2 separate regions of the Homo sapiens genome follow, and region 2 is linked to region 1. A link is an interaction called in ENCODE POLR2A ChIA-PET data of the cell type or tissue named here. Cell type or tissue: Panc1. All regions are shown on one strand. Each heading gives the region's core, and the rest is flanking DNA. Links, peaks and the distances in the headings are about the cores only.

Region 1 (5,385 bases), core at 214-5,213:
AGGGGTACACGTGTCCTTTCCGGACACCAAAGAGGTTTGCAGGGGTACACGTGTCCTTTCCCGGGAGGCTTCAGCCACATCAGTGCTGATGTGCCTCAAGGCACATGAGTGCCTTGAGGGCAGGGGCAGTGGCTGGATGGTGCCTACTGTAGGCCTGGAGCTCTCTTCTGGCCTGGTATACAGAAGGCACTCAGAGAGCTCATATGGGAAGTACTGGGTAGGAATTTGGGCAGATGGTGCTTCTAGAATATTGGTGGCCTTGAGTGGAAAGTCTTGTGGTAGTAAAAGTAACTGAAAATGATAGCCTGGCTCGAATGTGACATTGGCTTCCCCCTTCTCAAATACTGATGGAGCCCTGTTTGGTCGCTATAGTGTATGGCCGCTCTTGGGATGCAGAGACAAGGACCTGCTCTTAGGCCCCAGGTCCAATGGGCTAGGCAGAGTTGTCCCAGGGCCGCCTGCCCTCCTCAAGGGTGGGGCGCAAATCCAGGCTGCTTTAGGGAGCCCAAAGCCTGCTCCCCGAGAGGTGGGGTGGTGCTTTCTCTGCTATTGGGCCCAGCCTTGCTGATTTCAGTAGGATTTTTCCCAGAGAAAGCTGGTCAGGCCCTCTTGAGGCAGACGACCCAAGTTCTTGCCCCTGCTTTTGGGAAAATGCAAATCCAATCCCATTGCCGAGGACATCCCAAACCCCTCTGTGCTCATCACTGACTTTGGAGAAGCCAGGGGCCCTGCTGCCTCTGCTCCTTGCCATTGGAGTTCAGCTGCAGGATCAGCCCTGGGCTGCCTGGTTACTTTGTTGACAGAAGAAGAGGGTTTTACCTTTTTAGGATGTAATAAAGCCCCTCCTGTGGCCTGATGAGGAGACTACCAACAGTCCCAAGTTCTGGGAATATATCGTCTGTTCCCTTGAGCAGTCAAAGGACACACATGGTGGGACCTGTTATTTATTCATCCATGCACCCAGCTGTCCATCTCTCTGTCCATCCATCCGTCTATCCATCCATCATCCATCCATCCACCTAACCATCCATCTATTCAATCCATTCATCATCCATCTATCCATCCCTCCATCCATCCATTCATCCATCTATCCATCCATCATCCGTCCATCCTCCATCCATCATCCATCCATCCATCCTCCATCCATCATCCATCCATCCATCCATCCATCCATCCTCCATCCATCTTCCATCCATCCATCCTCCATCCATCCATCTATCCATCCATCCACCCATCCATCCATCCATCCACCCATCCATCATCCATCCATCCATCCTCCATCTTCCATCCATCCATCCATCCATCCATCCTTCATCCAGCCATCCATCTATCCATACATTTATCATCCATCCATCCATCATCCATCCGTCCATCCTCCATCCATCCATTCATCCTCTATCCATCCATCATCCATCCATCCATCCATCCACCCATCCTCCATCCATCCATCCATCCTCCATCCGTCATCCATCCGTCCATCCATCCATCCATCCATTCTGTTGTACAACAGATATTCAGCATGCTTTCTCAGGGACATGCTCTGTGCTGGGGACAGGGGATATAAGTGAGGTATGGATACTGGCCTCAGGAAACTCTCTTCTCTTTGGAGGAATCTCTTCTGGAGTGTTCCACTGGAGTTTTCATCTCTCTTGCACCCATTACAAAGATGGAAGGGTCCAATTGACTAGAAATATAGTTTAGAGATTCATATGGAGACATCATGAAGCCTGCCTCCCCCCTGCCCCTTATACTTGGGCTCTCTGTGCAGGTGGCACAGACCATAAAAGGAGAGTGAAGTCTACAGCCTAGAGGGTGCCCTGTGTGTGGTGTCAGATGTAACCTTTCACATGGGATGTGTGTGCTGTGAGCATTGTGCTATTTGAGATGAATGGTTAGTATTTTGTGTTTACATGAAAATAAATGTTTAAAAATGTCTCAGGGGTTTGATGAAGTTACTATTCAATAAAAGAAACCTCTCAGGGAAGAACAGCTGATGTATTGATGGCTTTGTTTAAGGGCATATGTACTGACCACACAAGTTAGAAGGCAATGCCGTGGAACTGAGAGCAACCTCCTGCCCAGTCCATGCCAGCTGTGAGGCCGTGTGCAGGGGTCCCTTCCAGCAGTGTGTGCAGGACTGCCCATAATGCACATCTTTGTGTGTGTTGTGTTGTTTTTATTAAATCAATTTTATTTTTCGGTTTTCTGTGTTCCTGTCTCTTATTTTTTAACAGCTGTATTGAGATATTATTTACAAACCTTAAAGTTCCCTCATTTAAAGTAATAATTCAGGCCCGGCGAGGTGGCTTACACCTGTAATCCCAGCAATTTGGGAGGAAGAGGCATGTGGATAACTTGAGCTCAGGAGTTCAAGACCAGCCTGGCCAACGTGGTGAAACTCTGACTCTACAAAAATACAAAAATCAGCCGGGTGTGGTGGCCTGCGCCTATAGTCCCAGCTACTTGGGAGGCTGAGGTGGGAGGATTGCTTGAGCCCGGGAGGTTGAGGCTGCATCGAGTGGAGATCGTGCCATTGCACTACAGCCTGGGTGATAGAGTGAGACCTTGTCTCAAAAAAAAAAAAAGTAATAATGCAATGATTTTTAGTATATTTACAGAGCTGTGCCCTCATCACCACCATTAGTGCCCCAAAATGAAATACTGCGCCCATGAGTCTCTCACTCCCCACTTACCCCCTCCTCCTGCCCTCGGCAGCCACTAATCTATATATAAATTTGCCTCTTCCGGGTATGTCATGTAAGTGGAATCACACAATACGGGGTCTTTCACAGCTGGCATCTTTCACGTAGCATAATTTTTCCAAGGTTCATCCGTGTTGTGGTGCGTGTCATCAGTTCTTACTCCTTCTTATTGCCAAATAACGTCCCGTGGTATGGATGTAGAACACTGTATTTTGGCATTCGCTAGGTGATGTAATTTGGATTGATTTGAGGTTTTGGTAGTTATCAATGATGCTGCCATGAATATACACATACACAAATACAAGTTTATGGCCGGGCGCGGTGGCTCACGCCTGTAATCCCAGCACTTTGGGAGGCCAAGGCGGGTGGATCACGAGGTCAGGAGATCGAGACCATCCCGGCTAACACGGTGAAACCCCGTCTCTACTAAAAATACAAAAAAATTAGCCGGGCGTGCTGGCGGGCACCTGCAGTCCCAGCTACTCGGGAGGCTGAGGCAGGAGAATGGCATGAACCCGGGAGGTGGAGCTTGCAGTGAGCCGAGATCGTGCCACTGCACTCCAGCCTGGGCGACAGAGCAACACGCCGTCTCAAAAAAAAAAAAAAAAACAAAATACAAGTTTGTGTGTGTACATATGTTTTCAGTTCTCTTGGGTACACATCTGAGAGTGGAATTTCTGGGTCATATGGTAACTCTATGTTTAACATTTTGGGGAACTGCCAAATTATTTTTCCAAGTCCCTGCACCATTTTACATTCTTATCAGCCAGGTATGAGGGTTTCCGCTTCCCTCATCCCAGCCAACACTTATTCCATCTTTTTTTTTTTTTGAAACAAAGTCTCGCTCTTGTCCCCTAGGCTGGAGTGCAATGGCGTGATCTCAGCTCACGGCAACCTCCGCCTCCCAGGTTCAAGCGATTCTCCTGCCTCAGCCTCCCAAGTAGCTGGGATTACAGGCGCCTGACACCATGCCTGGCTAATTTTTTGTATTTTTAGTAAAGATGGGGTTTCACTATGTTAGCCAGGCTGGTCTCGAACTCCTGACCTCGTGATCTACCCACCTCGGTCTCCCAAAGTACTGGGATTACAGGCGTGAGCCACCGCGCCCGGGGCCTATTCCGTCTTTTTGATACAGCCACCATCCTAGTGGGTGGGAAGTGGCATCTTACCGTGGTGCTGATTTGCATTGCCCTGGTGACTACTGATGTCAAACAGCTTTTCAGTCATTTGTGTTATCTTCTTTGGAGAAATGTCTATTCAAATCCTCACTTATTTTTGAATTGCGTTGTTTTTATCTTGTTGATTTGTAAGAATTCTTTATAAATTCTGATTTTAATCCCTTTTTGGATATACGATTTGCAGTTTTTTTCCCCATTCTTTGGTTTCTCGTTTCATTTTATTGATGTCATTTGAAGTACAGTTTTAATTTTGTTTTGTTTTGTTTTGGTTTGGTTTGTTTTTGAGTCAGGGTCTTGCTCTATCGCCCAGGCTGGAGTGCAGTGGGGTGATCTCGGCTCACTTCAACTTCTGCCTCCCGGGCTCAAGCCATCCCCCCCACTACAGCCTCCCCAGTAGCTGGGACTACAGGCGTGCACCTCCATGCCCAGCTAATTTTTGTATTTTCGTAGAGATGGTTTTGTCATGTTGGCCAGCCTGGTCTCAAACCCCTGATCTCAAGTGATCCTCCCTCCTCAGCCTCCCAAAGTGCTGGGATTACAGGTGTGAGCCACCATGCTGGCCTAGTTTTAATTTTGACAATGTCCAATTATTTTCTCTTTGTTGCTTGAACAAAGCAAGACAGTTGCAGTAGTAAATATTGTGTGTGTGTGTGTGTCCGTGTGTGTGTGTGTTTTGACATGGAGTTTCGCTCTTGTTGCCCAGGCTGGAGTGCAATGGCTCGATCTCAGCTCACCACAACCTCCTCCTGCTGGGTTCAAGCGATTCTCCTGCCTCAGCCTCCCGAGTAGCTGGGATTACAGGCATGCACCACCACGCCTGGCTGATTTTTAAAAATTATTTTTAGTAGAGACAGGATTTCTCCATGTTGGTCGGGCTAATCTCGAACTCCTGACCTCAGGTGATCCACCTGCCTCGGCCTCCCAAAGTGCTGGGATTATAGGTGTGAGCCACCACGACCGGCTGTGTGTTTTTTTTAAATGCTTGCTCTTTCATTCCCATCTAAAAGGAGTTACTGGGGAGAAAGTGATCTGACTCCGAAATCAACGTGGGAAATCCACAAAGAAGTCATGACTTAGAACAAGGCTGTTTCTGGATCCCACGTTCTTCAAAGGCAGTGGCCAGATGCACATGCCCTGTAACAGTCACACTGTCCTGAGGGCTGCTTTGCCCCACACTCACGAATGGGCTCAGGCAGGGAGTCCATAGTCACTCGGAAGCTTGCATTCCGGACCAGGGTCTGGCAGTGGTGACGGACACTCACTGCTATGCACGGAGCCTTCGAACAGGTTATATTTCAGGAAGCAGGGTTTTGAGACTCTCCCAGCATTGGGTATTTTGTTCCAGAAAGTCTTTGAGAACAAGCCCTTCGGGATGAGGAAGAAATAAATTCAACTTGTTGGCTACTTCCAGAAACCTCAGGGGGTCAATGGATTATGAGATAATTTTTAAAATCCCCATTTTCTGCAAGAAGCAATCTTTGCATTTGATTTAATTCTCTTTCTAG
Region 2 (5,385 bases), core at 74-5,073, 330 kb before region 1:
CTCAAAAAAAAAAAAAAAAAAAAAAAAAAAAGGTGTTGGCATGATCATTGGGTGAGAGAGAGAGATATACATTAAGTTTACATCCATCTCAGAACAAAGATTGAGGTGTCTGAAGCCCTGAAGTTAGGCAATGAAAAGCAAATCTTCTGGATACAACTGGATACAATGGACTATTATTCACCCATAAAAAGGGATGAAGTACTGATACATTACAACATGGATGAACCTTAAAAATATTATGCTAAGTGAAAGAAGCCAGACACAAAAGGTCACATATTATATAACTGCATTTATATGCACTATGCAAAATAGGTGAATCCATAGAAACAGAATGCAGACTGGTGGTTGCCAGGAGCTGAGCGGAAAGGGGAATGGGGATTAACTGCTTAAGGGGTACAGGCTTTCCTTGCGGCATGACAAATGTATTTTGGAACTAGATAGAGATGGCAATTGCACAACAGTATGAATATACTAGATGTCACTGAGTTGTTCACCTTTAAATGGACAATTTTATGTCATATGAATTTTACCTCTATAAAAAAATTTTTTAAACAAATCTCCCACCATATATACCAAAGAGGAAGTCCAAAACAGACTCCTGTTTTCTCTGAAAACACAGGGGCACTCAGTGGAGCTGGAAATAGAACAGTATAAAAGAATTATTCGAAGACGAAGAACTTACTGGTTATTAGAAAAAAACTACAAATTGTTTAAATTGGTTTAATATTTTCTATTATTTAATTATCTCTGAAAATGCTTCACAGTACTTATAAAATGTCCTCTTTTCTGTGCTAGAAGCCTCTATTTGTAATGAACTCTACTTTCCCTTATTTGGTAAAAGATCCCAGCATTCTTCCATATGTAATTCCTCTGGTGCAAACACTATACCAACATTCTGTGTGTGTTACTCAGGAAGGTTAATTATTTTAGCACATAATTTTTATTTCTAAAAGTTCCCCTCTTTCTTGTCTTGTGATAAAACTAGTGTAACAAAAAAACAAAAACAAAAAACACAATAACAAAAAAAATCCTGCCAAAGCCTGTTTGTGAATATTACTCCATTCCATTATAAATTACAAGATTTTCTGTGACTTTTTCTGGTTAATAAGGAGAAAAGTTATATCCCAGTAAAGACACGAAAGCTTCAGGTAATTAAAAGCTCTACTAAGTAATGAAAAGCTAATCCTGTAGTGAAGACGTGTGGGCTGAAAGAAGATGAGGTGTTAAATATGCAAACTAAATGTCTATTTATTGCTAATACAGCCCTCACAAGAACAAATCGGATGCCATGACAAGTGTTCTTATCAACAACATTTGTTTTCTTCAAGAGAATTGAAAAGCTAAAACATGGACTTCTGCCTGGCCACACACAAAGCACAGCCCCCTCCTAAGAACCCAGAATGGGAAAGAAAGCTCTAGAAGCAAAGTACATGGCCACTGAAAGCCACATACATGCTAATGAGGTCACGCTGGGCAAGGTGACATCGCAGCTGCAGAGCCTTGTTAGAAGTATGTGACATCTACAAGCACACCTGGACAACCCACTCATTTGGAAGTAGGCTTTATTCGGTCAGGAGTCTCTGAACGACTTTCCAGTCTAAGCATTCAAAATGAAGGCACAAAAGAGGTTAAAACCACTTAACCCAGTTGTAACAAGGGAATTTGTACCAGAATTTAAGATTACAACCTGGATGAGATCAAAACCCTTAGGCTTCCAAAGGGACTTCACAACCTTTCCAGGGTTCTGTGGATGCTACCTGTTAACACGGTTTACAATGCCTCACCAATAAGGAGAGATGGGTGGGGAGGTGAACAAGGCTACCCAGTCCATGCCAAGACAAGGACACATTCTTTGTTCTCAAAAAGAAAAAAAAAAAAAATCAGGAGTCCCAGCCACGTCAGGTGTACCACGGTGACTGTTGCTAAAATCAAACAAGCAAACAAACTAAGGCCCTCCAGGTCATTTGCAACCCTCAATTCATTTCCTGAAGTACAACACCAAAAATTAACAAAAGGAAAGTGGAAGGACCTAAACACATGAAGAAAAACAAAGCCAGACTGGAACAAAACATTTCCCTAACTAGGTTATGTAAGACGAGCACCATAGAATATGTCAACATGAAATAAGAGCTTATCAAAATGGCATTTACACACACTGCATTGGTTTTAATTTTCTCTCAAAGTTGTCTTTTCCTTTTAAATTTAGTTGACAAGTTAGAGTACATGTGATCTCTGTAACAGAAAAACTAAACATTGGAATATATGTTGTGGAGGAATTTTTTTTTTTTTTTTTTTGAGATGGAACCTAGCTCTGTCGCCAGGCTGGAGTGCAGTGGTGCGACCTCAGCTCACTGCAACTTCCGCCTCCCAGGTTCAAGCAATTCTCCTGCGTCAGCCTCCTGAGTAGCTGGGACTACAGGCACCTGCCACCACACCCAGCTAATTTTTGTATTTTTAGTAGAGATGGGGTTTCACCATGTTGGCCAGGATGGTCTTGATCTCTTGACCTTGTGATCGGCCCGCCTCGGCCTCCTAAAGTGCTGGGATTACAGACATGAGCCACCGTGCCCAGCCTGTTTTGTTTTTGTTTTTGTTTTAGTTTTGTTTTGTTTGGAGACAGAGTTTCACTCACTGCCCAGGCTGGAGCATAATGATGCAATCTCGGTTCACTGCAACCTCCACCTCCCGGGTTCAAGCAATTCTCCTGCCTCAGCCTCCCGAGTAACTGGGATTACAGGCACGTGCCACCACGCCCAGCTAACTTTTGTATTTTCAGTAGAGACGGGGTTTCACCATGTTGGCCAGGCTGGTCTGAAACTCCTGACCTCAGGTGATCTGTCTGCCTTGGCCTCCCAAAGTGATGGGATTAGAGGCATGAGCTACTATGCCTGGCCGGAATATATGTATTTTTGAAATATTTTTTCATTTAAAATTTTTTGTGGAACAAGTAATAGAATCACGAGGTTCACAAATCAAAATGAAGTCTGAGGCAGGCGATCACTTGAGCCCAGGAGTTTGAGGCTGCGATGGGCTATGCGCGTGCCAGTGCACTCCAGCCTGGGCAGCAGAGCCAGACTCCATCTCAAAAAAAAAAAAAAAAAGAAAAGAAAAGAAAAGAAAAATCAAATGATATAACAACTTTTATTCATTTCTTATATATTCCTCCAATGCTATTTATGCAAATATAATGGTCACTCTACATGTGCAGGATTACATATCATTCAGACCAAGTGAGCTACATCATCACAAAGATGGGAAAATGTACCCTGAGGTATCCAAACGAACATCATACAGGCCCCCAAACAGGGAACAAATGCTAGGCAGGCAAGATCGACTGATATAACAGGTAAAGAGCAATCAAGGGCAGTGTAGTTAAGATGTATGATTTGTCTGTTTCTCCCACTAAACAGTGAGCCCTCTGCAGCCAGAAACAGTGGCTTGCTCATCACTGTACCCCTCCATACCTAGAAGGGTTGTCTGGCACTTGAAAGGTGGCCAACAAATGTTTGTGGAATAAGTGCATCAACCAATATTCCATCATGGAGGACCTAGGGACTGAATGGGACCTGAAAGGATGGAGGAATATGGAGATACTTACAGAGGCAAAGACTGTCCTGGCAGGGACAACAGTTCAAGCTCACGGGTAAGACCACTAAGCCACTGGATGGAAATGTGGTTGGAGTCTGCCTCAAACCTCAGTGGAAAGGGGCAAGTTCCTGCAAAGATGCATGCATTCACATGGCCTTTCCTGCCTGGAGGTGACAGTGAGTGGTAGTACCTGCACACAGGGCTCTGGCAGACTCAACCAGGTAGCCAGTCTCAGACAAACTGTGGAGGCAAATTACGGAAGGTTTGATCCCTGGCCCTGTCCTCTGTGACTGGTCCATGAAGTCACTTTTCCTGCCTGGTATGAATGCTTCCCCGTCCATGTCCATCCTCGCTTCCTTCCAGGACTCTGTAGCACTTTCCCCTTTCTCAGTGTGGCTAGGCATTGTTTTCTCCCTCCCTCTCTGCCCCTGCAACTCATGTAGGACTCAGCAAAAGCTTGAGAGGTATGCAGTGACAGTACTGTCATGTCTCTGTGACACCCCAAGCCATCAGAGACAACGCCAGCCAACAACAGATGTGCACATACCCAGGTGCTCCACAGTGCCCCTGCAGACTCTCCTACTGGAGAACACTCTGGAACTCAGAGCCAGGGTTGCCCAAGACAGAGAGCTGCAGAGACCAGCAGTAGGACAGGCAGGTCACCTGTCCACTGGCACAGAGGCCAGGTGGTGTTTAGGCCCCGACTCTACCAAGAGGACAACAATCTACAAAGCTCTGTGCTAAACTCATCTCCAGTTTATTTTACATTTGGCAAGACGAAGCTGTTCAGTATATATGTCACTTTGAAATGCTTTCATAAATTAGACATCGAAAAGCAAACAACACGGCCAAGAAGAGCTGAGCGACAGCTCCTTTCCCATTTTTATCACTGTGGTATTATTTGGTCTGTATCGAAGGATGGGTAATCAGAAAACATAAGCCTTCTTACATAATACTCTCCAAATTGGACAGTGACTTGGAGTTCCCAAAACACAATCTCCATCCTAAAACCTCCTACATGGAACTGAAGAGCTGGACTAGACACATTCCAATCACTACAAGTGGTGCCAGTCTGGCCTCCTTCTCCTGCCCGAGACAACCCCTGGCAGACGCCCCGTTGCAAGAGCCAACATGCACACACGCCTGCAATGCCGCAGCGACATGCACTCAGCTCAGCTGGAGACACACAAGTACCCATGTAAATGGTCAAAATGTTCAAGTCTCACAGTAAATAAAGGCACTTGTATTACAGCTATCGTTATAAAAATCTGTAACACTTCAAGAGACCATTATGGAGCTATTAAAAAGATTTTGCATTCAGTTTTCAAGATGACTTAGGCAGAATGCCACCACTATAGTAATTACTTTATTTATCACTATGTAAACGGATTTTTTTTTTTTTGAGGCAGTCTCTCTCTGTTGCTCAGGCTGGAGTGCAATGACACAGTCTTGGCTCACTATGACCTCCGCATCCCAGGTTCAAGCCATTCTCCTGCCCTCAGCCTCCCAAGTGGCTGGGATTACAGATGTGCACCACCATGCCCAGCTAGTTTTTGCATTTTTTTTTTTTTTAAGTAGAGACAGGAGTTTCACCATGTTGGCCAGGATGGTCTCAAATTCCTGACCTCAGGTGATCCACTCACCGTGGCCTCCCAAAGTGCTGGGATTACAGGCGTGAGCCACCGCGCCCAGTCAGATGCTCAATTTAAAAAGAGAAACACAATTCATTTAAAAAGAGAAAAATGGTGTTCTCACACAATAACCAAGCAAAATGTGGCAGCAAAGGCAGTGGCTCTG

Evidence for each region. ChIA-PET counts read pairs that join two places held together with the same protein. Peaks named below come from ENCODE experiments on the same cell type or tissue, not always from the same donor. Only the 100,000 strongest peaks of a DNase experiment are listed, where the experiment ranks them.
Region 2: POLR2A ChIA-PET joins it to region 1 with 13 read pairs; 2 of 35 experiments call an interaction of 5 or more read pairs at or near these places.

What each region holds. Positions count from the first base shown.
Region 1 is chr15:98,433,762-98,439,146 of GRCh38, reverse strand. It overlaps the pseudogene FAM169BP. Among named protein-coding and RNA genes, the nearest start is that of LINC02351, 15 kb to the right of the region's middle. In Panc1, for the core only: no CTCF peak of the experiment used is centred there; no DNase peak of the experiment used is centred there.
Region 2 is chr15:98,759,955-98,765,339 of GRCh38, reverse strand. All of the region lies in intron 2 of IGF1R (insulin like growth factor 1 receptor), which reads right to left. Among named protein-coding and RNA genes, the nearest start is that of MIR4714, 22 kb to the left of the region's middle. In Panc1, for the core only: no CTCF peak of the experiment used is centred there; no DNase peak of the experiment used is centred there; H3K27ac peaks cover 939 bases.